Regions from separate parts of the Homo sapiens genome. Here region 2 is linked to region 1. A link is a loop called in an ENCODE intact Hi-C map of the cell type or tissue named here. Cell type or tissue: chondrocyte. All regions are shown on one strand.

Evidence for each region. Peaks named below come from ENCODE experiments on the same cell type or tissue, not always from the same donor. Only the 100,000 strongest peaks of a DNase experiment are listed, where the experiment ranks them.
Region 2: a loop joins it to region 1, with 6 times the contacts of the local background. A loop is called at or near these places in 58 of 110 quality-filtered maps.

The regions. Positions count from the first base shown.
Region 1 is chr1:154,556,126-154,564,125 of GRCh38, reverse strand. It overlaps UBE2Q1 (ubiquitin conjugating enzyme E2 Q1), which reads left to right and starts at 5,464. Exons shown (of 13, transcript NM_017582.7): 1 at 5,464-5,899. The coding sequence starts at 5,573. RefSeq lists enhancers at 4,448-5,028, 5,029-5,610 and silencers at 4,980-5,069, 5,190-5,279, 5,370-5,449, 5,770-5,869. In chondrocyte, a CTCF peak has its summit at 4,455 (motif pointing left); a DNase peak (open chromatin) is centred at 5,235.
Region 2 is chr1:154,756,652-154,764,651 of GRCh38, reverse strand. All of the region lies in intron 3 of KCNN3 (potassium calcium-activated channel subfamily N member 3), which reads left to right. Among named protein-coding and RNA genes, the nearest start is that of KCNN3, 110 kb to the left of the region's middle. RefSeq lists a silencer at 3,771-4,140. In chondrocyte, CTCF peaks have their summits at 3,833 and 4,041 (motif pointing right); no DNase peak of the experiment used is centred here.

The DNA.
Region 1 (8,000 bases):
CTAATATCCAGAAGTCCCCATGATGACCCTTCCAGCAGTTACTCTCTCTTCTTCAAAAGTAACACCTTGGGGCCAGGCGTGATGGCTCACACCTGTAATCCCAGCACTTTGGGAGGCTGAGGCGGGTGGATCACAAGGTCAGGAGATCGAGACCATCCTAACACAGTGAAACCCCGTCTCTACTAAAAATATAAAAAAAATTAGCCGGGCATCGTGGCGGGCACCTGTAGCTCCAGCTACTCGGGAGGCTGAGGCAGGAGAATGGCGTGAACCCGGGAGGTGGAGCTTGCAGTGAGCCGAGATCGCACCACTGCACACTCTAGCCTGGGCGACAGAGCGAGACTCCATCTCAAAAAAAAAACACCTTGGGAGGAGGGAGGAATGGGAGGTGGTGACTACTTACCTGGAACTAGACAGTAGTAATGGTTATACAACTTGTGAATGCACTGAATGCCACTGAGTCATACACTTTAAATTAGTTAAAGTGGCAGATTTTATGTGTAATTTTACCACAATTTTAAAAAAATGACTGAAGGTAAAATAAATAACTACTGTCCTGTCTTCTAATAGCATAGATCGACTTTGCCTGTGGAACTTTTTATAAATGGAAAAATGGAATCATCATCTTCAGTGTGTGTCTGGTTTTTTTTGTTTGTTTGTTTGTTTTGAGATGGGAGTTTTGCTCTTGTTGCCCAGGCTGGAGTGCAATGGCATGATCTTGGCTCACTGCAACCTCCGCCTCCCGGGTTCAAGCAATTCTCCTGCCTCAGCCTCCTGAGTAGCTTGGATTACAGGCATGTGCCACCACACCCGGCTAATTTTTTTGCATTTTTAGTAGAGATGGGGTTTCACCATGTTGGTCAGGCTGGTCTTGAACTCCTGACCTCAGGTGATCCACCTGCCTCGGCCTTCCAAAGTGCTGGGATTACATGTGTGAGCTACCATGCCCGGCCTGTGTCTGTTTTTTTAAAAAACATGTTAGTGAGAATCGTGAACACTGCTGAATATAGTTGTAGTTCATTCATCTTCATTGCTGTGGACTATTCCATTGTATGAATACACTATCATTTATCCGTTTCACTATTGATGGATATTTTGGTTGTTTCCTATTTGGACTATTAAAAAATAATACTGCTGTGAACACTCTTGTTCATACTTTTGGTATACAAATACAGTCATGTACCATGTAATGACTTCTCAGTCAACAAGATTGCAATATACAAAGGTGGCCCCCATAAAATTATAACACTGTATTTTTGCTGTACCTTTCCTGTGTTTAGATAGATACATGAATACATATTATTGGGTTTCAACTGCCTACAGTAATTGCAGGAATTCTAGTGGGCACGGGGAATGCAGCAACTGTATTCACTACAGTATAACATGCAGTACAGGTTTGTAGCCTAGGAGCCATAGTCTAGACCCTATAGGCTAGGTGTGTAGTAGGCTACACCATCTAGGTTTGTGTAAGTACACTATGATGTTCACACAACAAAAAAACCACTGAGACACATTTCTCAGAATGTATCCCACCATTAACTGACACATGACTGTATATGCATTTCTGTTGGGTACATAACTAAATCGCATATTTTTTTTTTAATGGAGCACACTGTAACATAGCTTTGTAACCACCTTTCTTTTTTAAATCTTCAGCTCACTTCAGTCTAATCTTTTTTCATTTACTATTTCTCAAACAACTCTCCATACCAATAAGTATTTTTGATAACTATTTTTCACAGCTACAGTTTTCCCTTTTAGGCAAATTTGTGCACGTACCTTTTCTTTCCAAGTGTAATTGCTGGGTTAAAGTTTTAACGTGTTTTGAATATTAACTGCTAAACTGACTTTCAGAAGCATTGATACTACCAGGCTATCAGGGTTACCCTGGGATCTCAGGCAATAGCCCCAACGACCAACACCTCTACAACTCTTGCCTATGCTGAGCTCCCTCCTTGTCTCTTTCCCTTCCTTTTATTTGAGTCAGAGTCTCACTGTCACCCAGGCTGGTCTGCAGTGGCACCATCTTGGCTCGCTGCAACTTCCGCCTCCTGGGTTCAAGCATTTTTCGAGCCTCAGGCTCCTGGGTAGCTGAGACTATAGGCGCCCGCCACCACGCACGGCTAATTTTTGTATTTTTAGTAGATACAGGGTTTCACCATGTTGGCCAGGCTGGTCTCAAACTCCTGACCTCATGTTATCTGCCTGCCTTGGCCGCCTCCCACAGTGCTGGGATTACAGGCGTGAGCCACTGCACCAGCCCCCTTCTTAAGTCATTCTTTCTTTGTTTTAGACCTTTCTTCCCAACCTCCTTCTACTTTAGGGCCCAGTTCTTTCAGAATGTTCTCCCATTCCACCTAAGAAACTCTTACTTTCACATTTTTTTTGGAGTTAATCCTATTAATAATATCACCCTTCAAGGCCGTTCCCCTTCTTGATCCCTATTATTGTGTTCATCGTATTGTATTACTGTTGGTGAGATTTGGCTCCACTTCATCCATCACTGTGTGCTCCTAAGGGCTGGAGCAAGAATACAACAAAACTAATAAGTAGGAACTGTCCGGTAAGAAGCCTCTCCTCTGTACCACAAATCACGTTCTCACAGGGACCATTATCTTCTTTATCTCTGCATCCCCAGTGCCCTCTACAATTCCTGCAAAGACTAAGTGCTCAGGACATTATTTGTTGAGTCAATGACAGAATTCTATGCTCAGGGAGCAAGTCAAAGGAGAAGGTTGCTCACTCTACTCCAAATATGGGCACCCGTAATGAATGATTTTTTGGAGGAAAAAAAAATCCCTACAATCCATTTTCCACAGAACAGCCAGAGTGATCTTTTAAATTTGTTTTTGTTTTTGAGACGGAGTCTCGCTCTGTCGCCCAGGCTGGAGTGCAGTGGTGCGATCTCAGCTCACTGCAAGCTCCGCCTCCCGGGTTCACGCCATTCTCCTGCCTCAGCCTCCCGAGTAGCTGGGACTCCAGGCGCCTGCCACGACGCCCGGCTAATTTTTTATATTTTGTTTAGTAGAGACGGGGTTTCACCGTTAGTGAGAATGGTCTCAATCTGCTGACCTTGTGATCCGCCCGCCTCGGCCTCCCAAAGTGCTGGGATTACAAGCGTGAGTCACCGCGCCCGGCCGATCTTTTAAATTTTTAAATCAGCTCATGCCACTCCCTGCTTAAAATCCTCCAGGAGTTTCCCACTGTGCTTTAAATAAAACCCAAACAATGTACTGTGGTCTCCATAATCTAGCCCCTGCTTTCTTCACTGGACTCATCTCCTACCCTTCTCTCCTTTCACTAGACACAAGCCTTGCTGAGCCCCAATTTTTAAAAAAATGTTTGAGTTCTTACCATGGGCACTATTTTATGCACTTTACGTGTGTTCTTACATAATCCTCCTAACAAGTAAGTACTATTATGATCTCCATTTTACAGGTGTGAAAACTAAGGCACAAACAAGCTAAGTAATTTCCCCACAGTCACATCATTAGTAGTTGGCAGAGCTGGGGTTCAACACACTAAAAAAGGCAGAGTAGGGTACAAGGGCATGGACTTTGGAGACAGGCCTAGGAACTCTGTTTACAGACTGTATATCCTTACAGAGTCACTCCTTTTCCCCAGTTGTAAACAGGGGTAAAAATACTTACCTTGCAATGTTGTTGGGAGATTTACAAATATTTGCACCTGGGCACAGTGGCTCACACCTGCAATCCCAGCACCTTGGGAGGCCGAGATGGGCAGATCACTTGAGCCCAGGAGTTTGAGACCAGTCTGGGCAACATACCAAGACCCCTTTCTACAAAAAAAATACGAAAATTACCCAGCTGTGGTAGCATGCGCCTGTAATCCCAGCTACTTGGGAGGCTGAGGTGGGAGGATAGCTTGAGGTCTCCCGAGGCTGCAGTGAGCTGAGATTGTGCCCCTGCACTCCAGGGCGAGAGAGCAAGACCCTGTCTTAAAATAAATAAATAAATAAATAAATAAATAAATATATATATATATATATATATATATATATTTGCAAAACACCTTCGCTCAGGAAATAATTAACAGGAATTCCCACCACAGCCTTTTATGCTATCAGCTTGCACACACAGACACAAAGTCAACATGTAGCAAACTGTTCAGGCTACCTAAACCAGATAAATGGCCCCACGAAGACCAGGAACAGACTATAATCGTCTTTAAATACCCATACCCCAACTTGACCAAAGGAGGCCTCTGCAGAGGCAATTGAATAGTCTTCCAGCAAAGGCTAGCTCATTTTAGTACAAGTGGGAGAGAAACGGGGCAATCTGACCAGTGGTTTAAGGGCTGAGTTGGCCCAGCAGAATTGACTAGGCCTTACCACAGGCTAATAACACTTGCCCTTGGCAAAACGAACGCCAGCTCGGGATTTCTGTAGCTTCAACCAGCTTTGTCCTTTGTGATAGTGCCACCTAGCGAGGGTCCGGAGGCACTACCTACTCCTGGCAGCTGCCAAGACCACTGCGACAAGGTGTTAGCCATTTAGGCCTAGGAAAGGGAATGGGGACCACCCGAGTCAGCACTCCTTCCATGACTCTGTGGAGGAAGCCCATGCTGTCCTTCCCCCAACCTCGTCCAGACCCATGGGGTCTGAAAAGCGCGAAAGGCCTGATATTAACTAACACTTGTACATAACACAGCAGTGATCTATTATCATTCCTCATTTTATGGTGTCCTCGCATCGAATCCCTCCCTGGGAATAGGAAAAACAGGCATCATTCTCATGAGAGCCATTGTACAGATGAGGAAACTGAGACTCGGCGGGAAAGTGGTTAACCCAAGGTCACAAAACGCCATGAGAGCCAGGGCTGGGACGAGAATCCACGCCTCTTCCATTCCGGTTCCCGGCTCCTACCCCGACCACCCACCCGAGTGTGAAGACACAGCATGCCCACCCCCACGGGGAGCAGAGGCTCCAGGATCCTGCGCCGAAGACCAGCATGTGGGAGCAGGATAAAGACTGCACGGGGAAGACAGCACTTCTTTCTTCTCTGTCCATGGAGTGCCGGGCACGCTCGCCACGGCTCGGGGGCGGGGGAAGCGGCGCCCGGGGCAGGAAACAGCGTCCTGCGCGGGTAGCCCCTGGGAGCACGCGGCACCGAGTCACGTGAGAGGGGAGCGCAGGCGAAGGGGCGTCGCGCGCAAGCACGCACGACATACGCAAACTCGCACTGAGGCGCCCACAGAGGCAAGCCCCAGGCCCCGGGTCACATGTGGAGGGTGGCAGGCGAGAACAGGGGGGCGGGAAAGACGGAGAGATCACGTGGAGGAGGCCAGAGCAGGGAAGTCACGTGAGGGGGACGGAGGCGGGGCCGCCTAGGAGGAGGAGGAGGAGGAGGGGCGCGCGGCTTCCGGCGGCTGGGGGGGCCAGCGAGCGGAGGGGGGGGCCTGTCCCGGAGGTGGCGGCGGCGCCATCTTGGCGAAGGGGGGATCAGGAAGTGCGGACCGCGGCGGCGGCGGCGGCGGCGGCGGCGGCGGCGGAGCCCGGAGCGCAGGCCGGAGGCTCCCGGCCCGCCGGCCCCGGAGCGGAGCGGAGCGGAGGATGCAGCAGCCGCAGCCGCAGGGGCAGCAGCAGCCGGGGCCGGGGCAGCAGCTGGGGGGCCAGGGGGCGGCGCCGGGGGCCGGGGGCGGCCCAGGGGGGGGCCCGGGGCCGGGGCCCTGCCTGAGGCGAGAGCTGAAGCTGCTCGAGTCCATCTTCCACCGCGGCCACGAGCGCTTCCGCATTGCCAGCGCCTGCCTGGACGAGCTGAGCTGCGAGTTCCTGCTGGCTGGGGCCGGAGGGGCCGGGGCGGGGGCCGCGCCCGGACCGCATCTCCCCCCACGGGGGTCGGTGCCTGGGGATCCTGTCCGCATCCACTGCAACATCACGGTGAGGACCCCCTCGCGTGCGCCTCTGTGGGGGCCCCTTGTCAGGGACCCAGGATCACTCCATCCAGCTTTTTGCTCTCGAAGGACCTGGGAGGCCGAAGCCCCTCTCAGGGCTCAGTTCTTTCTCTCCAGGTTACATTTGTTTCTGCTGCTTGAGGTTATGCAGTGCACCCAGAATCTCTACCATTGACCCCAATAGCAAGGGACACCCCGACATATGGCGCCTAGACTACCCGTTTCCACGAACCCACCCACATCCCAAGGTTCATGATTTTGGCTCTTTTTGGCTACTCCTCCACAACTTTACCTTGCCACCTAGGAATGCGTCTTTCTTCCCCTTACTCTTATTTCAAGGTTTTAGGCCTCGGCACTGACCCTAACTGCAAAGACCTGGCCTGAAACTCACTGCACATTTCAGCGATGCCCCCTTCTCAGTAGTACCTCTGACTTAGGAGGTTGCCACCTGTGGGATCCCCGCCTAGGCATCCCTCATGCAGACCCTCTTGCTCTCTCAACTTCACCAAGTGATAGTTTGCAATTCATTGACTCCTCTTCCTTCTCTCCTTTGGATTCTTTTTCTGGTGTAACCTCTAACTCTCCTCTTTTTGCCTCAGCTGGTAGCAGTTCTGCCACTCCCCTGCCTGTTCCCTATGGATATGTCCATTTGCCCTGGGTTGTTGCTTTTCCTGGTAATGATAGTGATGTGATGTGCGAGGGCTACCCCCATTTATTCTAAGCAGTAACAGTTGCATTTCTCCCCTGTGAGCGTCATTCCATCCTAGGCATACACCTTACATGTCTCCTGCCTGGTCTACCCTCAGACATCCCTTGAACAGAGAATTGGCTTCTGCTAATTTGGGAATGTCTGGTACTGCATGCTATAGCACTTATATTGGTTGATGTTACCTGCTGTGATGGTATTCTCTCTACCGGAGCAGTAGCTGAAATGCTAGCAGACAGTACTTTATCCAGGCAGGCAGACCTAATCGGAGTAGCCTGGGGAAAGGCAGAGTTGTGAATTCTCTGCTACTTGGGGGCCTGAATTCAACTTACTGGTGTTTTCTGTCCGTTTTCTCAATCAAACCAAGTTAAGATTTGGTGAGGTAAAGCCTCAGTTTGGATTGATTGGTGCCCCACCAAAACTCATATGTCCCATTTCTCTTTTCATTTCCTTTCTTTTTTCCTGCTAGAAAGTTAAAATTGAAGGACTAGGAGTGGCTTAGTTAAGTGAAGACTTGGGCATCTTTGATAATTATTTTTCCTCCAGCATTGAGGATTAGAGTCATGGCAATGCTAAGATACCCAGTAGAGGTGGATAAGGTTTCCCTGGCTTGTGTGGGAACCTCGAGTTAATTTTGTTCCTGAATTAAGCTTCTAATTCCTTAAGGGTAGGTTTGCCCCTATCCAGCTGCTCTTTCTGTTGCCAGAGGCCATTTACTGCGTTTGTCCCTGGCAGGAAGTTAAATTTAGGGGGTCCTCAGCCAGACTCCCCATGGCTATAAAGGAGACTTGGCCTAAACTAGCCCCCTTGGTTTGGGCAGAGAGGGAGTCTGGTCAGGCTGCATTTGGCACCGTGGCTCAGGAATGCTGGGAATGTCAGTAGCGTAGGCTTCTTTCTCCCAGCCTGCCATGTGGAGCCCTACAGCCCACGCCTGGACTGAGAAGGTGGCAGGTTCCCAAGGGAGAGGTGGGGAGAATTGGTCTTTGAGGGGCTCTTCTGGAAGTGGTGTGGGTAGATTCTTGCCAGTACCCTTTTACTCTTGGGTTCTGGAGATACAGTCTAGTTTTTATACTTCTTCCCTACTGAACTCTGCTTTTTTCACTTCAGTGTCATTGTGATGAGGTGATCCCTTCCTCAGCCGATTCTGGAGTTTGAAAAGCAAGCTTGGAGGACTGTTCTGGGTCCAGGGAGAACTTGAAGTCTAGAACTTGTATAGGCAGTGCAGGAGATGAGGAGTCCCCCTTCGCTGTTAGCCAAGTTTGGCTGTGCTAGGTTTCCTGGTTTGTACTCTCGAGGAAAGAAAGAAAAGGTTTCAGTCTGCTTCTCGGAAAGGGTCTTCCCAGGGACTGTTTTTCTTCCAGTTTAGAATTTGTTGTGAAGC
Region 2 (8,000 bases), 200 kb before region 1:
AAGGGATTAGTAAAAGCATGCCAGATGCGTTGTCCTATGTAGAGGAGAATTTTAAAATAAAGCCCTATTACTCAGTTTTAGCAATCAGAGAAATATTTTTTTTAAAACCTAAAGGAACCACAGGCAAAATTTTATGAGTATAACAAGAATAACAGTAGCATCAGCCATATATTGTTTCACTTAATCCATACCATAGTTCTATGAGACTGTATCTGCATTCTGTATATGAGGATGTTGAGACACAGAGAGGTTGAGCGATGTGCCTCAGGCCACAGAGCCAGCAGACTTGAGACTCCAACACCAGCCTGAGAGCCTTTTCCCTACCCTGAAAACATATACCTCCCATGCCACATCAGAGCCCACATAGCTAAGACAGAAAAAATAAAGGAAGCAGGAAGGAAGAATTTCAATACAAAGTATGAAAGAAGATCAGAGAAAAACAAACTTAAAATTTATAACAATCAACATAATTGTGTTTACCTCCTTGTTAAAAGTAAATGTCTCTTAGATGAGATTTAAAAGCAAAATTTAATTGCATGCAATTTACAAAAGAAGTACCTAGAACAGAAGGACCCAAAAATAAATGAAGAGCAAAGATTTATTAGGTAAGTACAAATCAGATGGCAAACGAATAGAAATTCTCATTTTAAACCAAAATGAATTCAAAACAGAAATCATTAAATTGTCCAAAAGAACCATTTAATATGGATAAAAGTGCTATATACAGTAAAACTGTGAATTTTATACAAAAAATGAGATTGATAATCTGAATTTTTAAATGTTTAAATTAATTGAGCACTTTGTAGCCTATAAACAAACATCTTCTTTTTAAGCATCCAGGGAACACTTTAAAAAATTGATCAACTTCTTGGTCACACATTTCAAAACATCAGAAAAGTTGCTCGGGCTGTATTCTCTGACCACAAGCCTATAAAACTCCAATTAAAGGACAACTTTTTGGTGGGACTTTTAAAGCAATCTCCTCAATTACAACAGAGAATTCAAAACTACCGTTAAAGGCTATTAGAAAATTACAACAATGATGACCCTGTACGTAAAAACTCAGGATGTGACCAAAGGTGTACTCAGATGAAAAACATCCTTAAAGTTTTTCAGGCACAATGGTGTGCACTGATAGCCCCAGCTACTTGGGAGGCTGAGGTGGGAGGATCACTTGAGCCTAGGAGTTCGAGCCAGTAGTGGACTATGATTGTGCCTGTGGATAGCCACTGCCTCAGCCTGGGCAACATAGGGAGACCCCATTTTTAATAACAAAAACAGAAAAAAATGAACAGAGAAAATAACTGAATCCATTAGAAGAACAAAACAAACCTCAGGAGGGAAGATTAAGTTTATAACAAAGGCAAAGATAGGAATTAATGAATTTAAAAACCAGAAAAACATAATTTATAAATCCAAAAGATACCAACTTCTAAAATATAAATTTAATTGAGAAAAAAGAAAACACAAAATTAGAAATTTTAATGGAGAATAACTACTGATTCTTAGGATGTTTTAATAAATAAGTGAGAATAGCTTAACTTTTTTTGAAAGAGAAGACCATTGAGGGGGCTTTCTCTACTAGATATTAAAATGTATTATAAAACTGAAAGTAATTAAGTCCCTCTGGCATTACTGAAAAATCAATAATGACAGATCAATGAAACCTAATGGAAAACACTGAAATAAACCCTACTATGTTAGAACCCAATATACGAGAAAGAAAACCAACTGGGAAGCGATAGATTATTCAATAAATGGTAATGGAGAAATTGGAAGCTTGGATGAAAAATCAAATTGGAACCCTAGCTCTCACCAGCCACCAAAATAAATTCCAGGTGGATTAAAAAGTCAGATGTAAAAGAAGAAACCATGAGCAAGCTCCAGAAAACAAAGTGAATATTTAATCAGCCCTGAGAGGAGAAAGAACTGTTAAGCATAAAATCTCAGAAGAAACATGAAGGAAAAAACTGGTGTGTTTGATTACATCATACACACAATTTTAGATTTCAGTCCCTCAAAAAATATGAACTTATTTAAAGAGCAAATGTTATGCTAGAAAAAGTATTTGCAGCAAACATGACAAGAGGTAAATATCCCTATTATACAAAGCAGTCTTAGAAACTAATCAGAAGAACTTATCTCCCCAGTGAAAAAAATAGGCTGAAGATAAGGCCAACTACAAAGGAAGAAATACAAAAAGCCAATAAAATAAAACACACAACACATATTCAGTCCCTCTAATCAAAGAACTGCAAATTATAACTACAAGGAGAATTACTTTTTCCCCTCTGGAGTTGACAAAATTTTAAATAAATATAACTCAGTGCTGGAGAATCTTCTTATTGTTGGCGGTGGGCGGGCATGGGGTTGTCTTACGCTGAGGGCAAGAAGGAAATTAGACCATCTTTCTGGAAAACAATTTAACAATTTGTCACAGGAGCCTTGAGTTTGTAACTTTGATCCAGGAATTCTCTTTCTAGGAAGCTATTTTAATAGAATAATCAATTTACATCAAACCTCTTCTGCATGGTGCAGTTTATAATAGAAAAGAATGAGAAACCAAGTAAACATCTAGGATTTCAATGGCTAAACAAGTATGGCACATCCATATGATGGGTAGTTAGCAAGAATTTTAAAAAATCAAATCAACGTGTTTGTTTTCGTTTTTGTTTGTTTGTTTGTTTGTTTGTTACTTCGTTGTTTGTTTTTGATGCGGAGTCTCATTCTGTCGCCCGGGCTGGAGTGCAGTGGCGCCATCTCGGCTCACTGCAGCCACCACCTCCCGGGTTCAAGCAATTATCTTGCCTCAGCCTCCCGAGTAGCTGAAATTACAGGCACCTGCCACAACGCCTGGCTAAGTTTTTGTATTTTTAGTAGAGACGGAGTTTCTCCATATTGGCCAGGCTGGTCTTGAACTCCTGGCCTCAAGTGATCCACCTGCCTCGGCCTCTCAAAGTGCTGGGATTACAGGCGTGAGCCACCGCGCCCGGCCTAAAAATCAATCTTTTGAAAATTACAGTAAGGTAGGAAAATATTCATGATGTAATATTTGAAAAAGGAGCGTACAAAATAGCATTATGTAGGATATTACCGATTTATAGATAGGTGCAGAAATACCTGGAAAATACATAGAAACATTAAGTTGATTTCTTTGTGTTACATGTAATATTTATTTATTTATGAGATAGAGTCTCGCTCTGTCATCCGGGCTGTAGTGCAGTGGCGCAATCTTGGCTCACTGCAACCTCTGCCTCCTGGGTTCAAACTATTCTCATGCCTCACCCTCCTGAGTAGCTGGGATTACAGGCGTGCGCCACCATGCCCGGCTAATTTTTGTATTTTTAGTAGAGATGGGTTTTCGCCATGTTGGCCTGGCTGGTGGTCTGCAGCTCCTGGTCTCAGGTGATCCGCCCGCCTCAGCTTCCCAAGGTGTACATGTGATTTTCATACATGTAAACATTAAGTTGATTTCTTATGACGTTACATGTGATTTTTTATTACTTTTTATTGTATTTTCAACAATGAGAATGAATATACATATATAAATTTTTAATGGAAAGAGGTAGCATTTGTTTTTACACACTTGACGAAGCCCCTCATCTTCCATAGGAACTCATGTTTTACATCAACGCGGGGTGGAAAGTAAAGCTGAATGGCTCAGTTTTTACACATAATTTTCTCTAACAAGCGCAATGCAAGTTCCGTCTTGAAGGGCTCTCTTCCGACCCGTCGGCCAGTGGCCTTGGTGGACAGGGCCGCGGGGCGCCTTTGCGGGGCCGGAGTGCTTCTTCGCGGGCGCGCGCCTCCCTTGGAGCCCCTCTGCGGCCGGCCGCTTATGGGAGCGCCCGAGCCGGCGTGCGGGCAGGTGGAGCTCCACAGGGGACGTGTGATCGAGGCAGGCGCCACTGGCTCTTCAGTAGCCTCCCGGGCGTCCCCGCGGTGTTGCGGGGTCCGGTGGGGAGAGGCCGCGAGTCCGCGGGTGGTTCCCGCGCGGCCAGGCGGTCGTGGAGAGGCCGGGGCCCGGGAGAGGCCGAGGCTCGCTCCGCCAGGGGGCGCAGGGAGGGCCAGGTGGGCGGTGTCCCCACCTGCAGGGACTCGCTGTGGAGGAGCAGAGCGTTCAGGTTTCCTCTCGCTGTGGCGACAGCCGGAGCGGCTTCAGGGCTGGGCCGGCGGCTCCAGGGCTGCTGCTAGCTCCTGGCTCCTGTCTCGAGTGGGATCCCATTCTGATTTCACCTGCGTGATTCACAGTCTCCAGTCCCACTCCGCGGCCGCTTTCTCGTTCTGTGATCTCGTATTCAGCCGTTCTTTCCTCTTCCTCATTGGCAGTATTTTTGTGCCCTTTGACACTTAAACTGCTCATTCGTGGCTAGTTTTTTTCGTACTTTTATATTAAATAATTATACATGACTTAGCTATTATAAGTAATGGCTGATATCTCTTAGAAAGGAGAATCAAGAAATAGGGAAATTATTAGCCAGCGTGGTGGCGCGCACCTGTAATCCCAGCTACTCGGGAGACTGAGGCAGGAGAATCGCTTGAACCTGAGAGGCGGAGGTTGCAGTGAGCCAAGATCGCACCATTGCACTCCAGCTTGGGAGACAAGAGTGAGACTCCGTCTCAAAAAGAAAGAAAGAAGGAAAAGAAAGAGAGGAGAAAGAAAGTGGGAGAGAGAGAGAAAATAAAATAAAAAAGAAACTGGTAAAGCAAGGAAAATTTCCATAAAATTTGCATTCTGAAGCACTAAGTTTGGGACTGTGGGTGCAAAGTGAAATCCATATTGCATTGAGAAACCATTCCATTTTTTCAGTCAAGTCAATCCCCAAATTATTCCAAATTATTTGCTGCATTACACCAAACCTGGGTTTCCCTTCACTCTCTTCTGCTGGGAAGTCACCAGTGTCTTTTGTCTCCAGGATTTTTGCCTTAGGGAGACCCAGTTAAATGCCAGGGTTCCTTCTTTAACTGGGGAGGACTATCTGACCTTTGTCACTGGAATGAATTCCTTCCCAAGTCTGCCAAAGATGGTACACAGTGACAGTTAGTGCCATGCTGGGTGTGTAGGAGAGAAGTGACTTCCTTTCCTACAGCGGATGCCTAAGGGCATGGGGCTTCATTCTCACCCGCTCCCCCACCCACCTCCTTGGAGGGGCTGAGGTAAGGAAAAGGAAGGGGTTCCTGTAAGTGACGTCAGCCACATCTATTTGTGGGCTGACATTAGTCAAGCAGGAAATCCATATTCTGTCAGCTTTTCCATCCTTCAACTTTGGGGTTGTTTTGTTTGCCCCTCGTGATCCCATTGTGCCCTACATTTCCGGTGCAGACCCCTCCCTCAAAGGACGGGCACCTCAGCTCCACAGGGCCCCTTCTCCATGAGTTTGGTGTCCTAGGCTGGCTCTCAGGAGCGCAGCTCTTCACCCCCCTGTGTTTCCCCTGCCCTCCACTGCCAGCTTGGGGCCCCCGCGCCAGGCTGGGGTAAAGCCCTGCATTCCTGGCTCACATAGCGCAGCTGCTAGAAGGGTTTTTAAAAATGTGATTTTTTTTGGCCGGGCATGGTGGCTCACACCTGTAATCCCAGCACTTTGGGAGGCCAAGGTGGGCAGATCACCTGAGGTCAGGAGTTCCATACCACCCTGGCCAACATGGCGAAACGCTGTCTCTATTAAAAATACAAAAATTAGCCCAGTGTGGTGGTGAGCGCCTGTAATCCCAGCTACTCACGAGGCCGAGGCAAGAGAATCGCTTGAACTCAGGAGGTGGAGGATGCAGTGAGCCGAGATCACACCATTGCACTCCAGCCTGGGCAACAGAGCAAGACTCCATCTCAAAAACAAAAACAAAAACAAAAACAAAAACAAAACGATGTTCTCCTTCCATTTAATACAGACTCCTCTGTTCCCTGAGACTTGGCCCCAGTCCCCCAGAGGCTGAGCTGAGAGGGAATATGGGTGAGACATGCCATATTCCTTGAGTACCCCACCTCGTTCCATTCGGTCTGGATGCCTGCTTGCCCCCCACTGCACAGAGAGTTTAAGGGCAGCCAAAGTCCCCTGGCTGCCTTTGAGTAGTGGCCCTGGAAGCCTGCTGGCCCTAACACACCTGGTCATTTTGTTTTCCCAAAAGGCGCCTGGGAGCCGCCTGGTAACACAGCCCCTGCGGGCCCTCTCAGACAGGGCCAGACATGCTGCAACGGGCCCAGATGGGCTCTGACACTCCCACAATAGAGGGGGCACAGAACTTAGTAAAACTCCTTTTAAATATCTTAAACATGTTTCAGCTGAGCCAAGGGGAAAACACCTAGTACACAGTGGCAATCGCACCAGCACAGGATCCATCCTGTGATCAGGACTGCCTGAACTCAGGGTGGAAAAACTCGGTTTGACCCCTGGTTCTACCATTAACCTTGCACTTGTACTTAACCTGACCAGAGTCATGCAGCCTCTTTTGAACACCCTCTGGGACACTACTTTAAAAGACTATCCAATCCATTTGCAGACAGCTCTGACTTAGAAATCTCTTCCTATTATTGGTTAATATTGGTTAAAACGTGTAGTTTCTGTCTTGGGTCCTAACTCAGTTCTCTGGGTCCGCACGAAAGAAGTTCAAGTACCATAGGCTGGCGGTTAAGCCATTGACCTCTGGGAAGATGTGAGCGTGGAGCCTTGCTTATGCTCTTACTAGCAGGTGACGTTGGGCCAGGAAAGGGGATAATTCACAAAAAGCCCTTAGCACAGTGTAGAACATTTAGCACACGGTGAGTACCCAGTGAAGCAGCCAGGTATTTCTTTTTCTACTGAAGGTCCCTTGAGTATCCAAAGTCAGGTTGAATCTTCTCTGCTCCAACCCAGTGGTCTCCAGTCCCCTCAACCATTGTCACAGGACTTCTGGTCAGACTCCACCCTCTCGCTCACTCTCCTCCCCTGGTCATCAGTGTCCTCATGAAGCGAAGGCCCCAGAACGAACATAGTGCCCCAAGTGTTAGGCATCCTCCCATTTCCTCGGCATTATTTTCCTTTTAATGCAGCCTGAGAGTGGCCCATATTCTTAGGGCAAAGGGCTCCCAGGCATAATGGCCTGGGAATTAGGGAGCGAGACCCAGGGCCCATCTCTGTTTAGATTGGGCACTCTTGACAGTTCCATTCTATAGCCCCATGCTCTATTGTTAACTTTTCTTCAATACAATTGTAAGGGCCTTGTTTAGCCTGAATCCTGCAGGGAGCAACTTGCACCCTTGTTCCACATGGCCACTACCAGATAAGAGCCACAGCTCAGTAAGGCCAGAGGAGTGGTTCAGCCACGTGGGAACCAGCCAGGACTCAAAGAGACAAGAGGCTCCTGTCCTGTTTCCAGCTTTAGCAAGGGAGTTGAGGGCTGGCCTGAAGTCCATTTCTCTCTGCCTTAGTTTTCCTGCTGATAAAAGCAATAGTTAGTTTCTCAGGCTCCCGCAGATTTCTCAACAGATTGTTTGAGCACTGAAGTTGAGATCTCTCCTGCTCTCTGGACACATCTCATACTGATTCCCCCCATACCCTATTTCCTACACAGGTCTGTCCTTTACCTGGACATTCTCCCTCCTCTGCCGTTTCCCTTCATCATGCTTGCTCCCGGAGAATGCAGGCACTCTCACAGGAATGCATCCATGCATCCCAAGTGGAGCATTGAGCCACGCCTCTCTCTGAGCTGCAGTGCTCTCATGAGAGACTTGCTAAATAATAATACTGTTATGTATAGGTGTGGAGCTCTGCTATTCACCAGGCACTGTGCTAGGAATTAAATATATCTTAAAGCATAAAACACACATGATTTTTTCCCTCATGGGCTTACAGTCTACCAGGGAAGACAGGTAACAAGTAAGGAAACAAAAAGTAGATAATTTCAAATCTATGACATATACTGTGAAAGTGGAAAAAAGAAGTTTGCAATGATTCTTTTTTAAAAAAAAATTTATGGCATTGGATTGGGATCCTACTCATCTGGGGCCTGCTTGGAGGTGTCTCTGG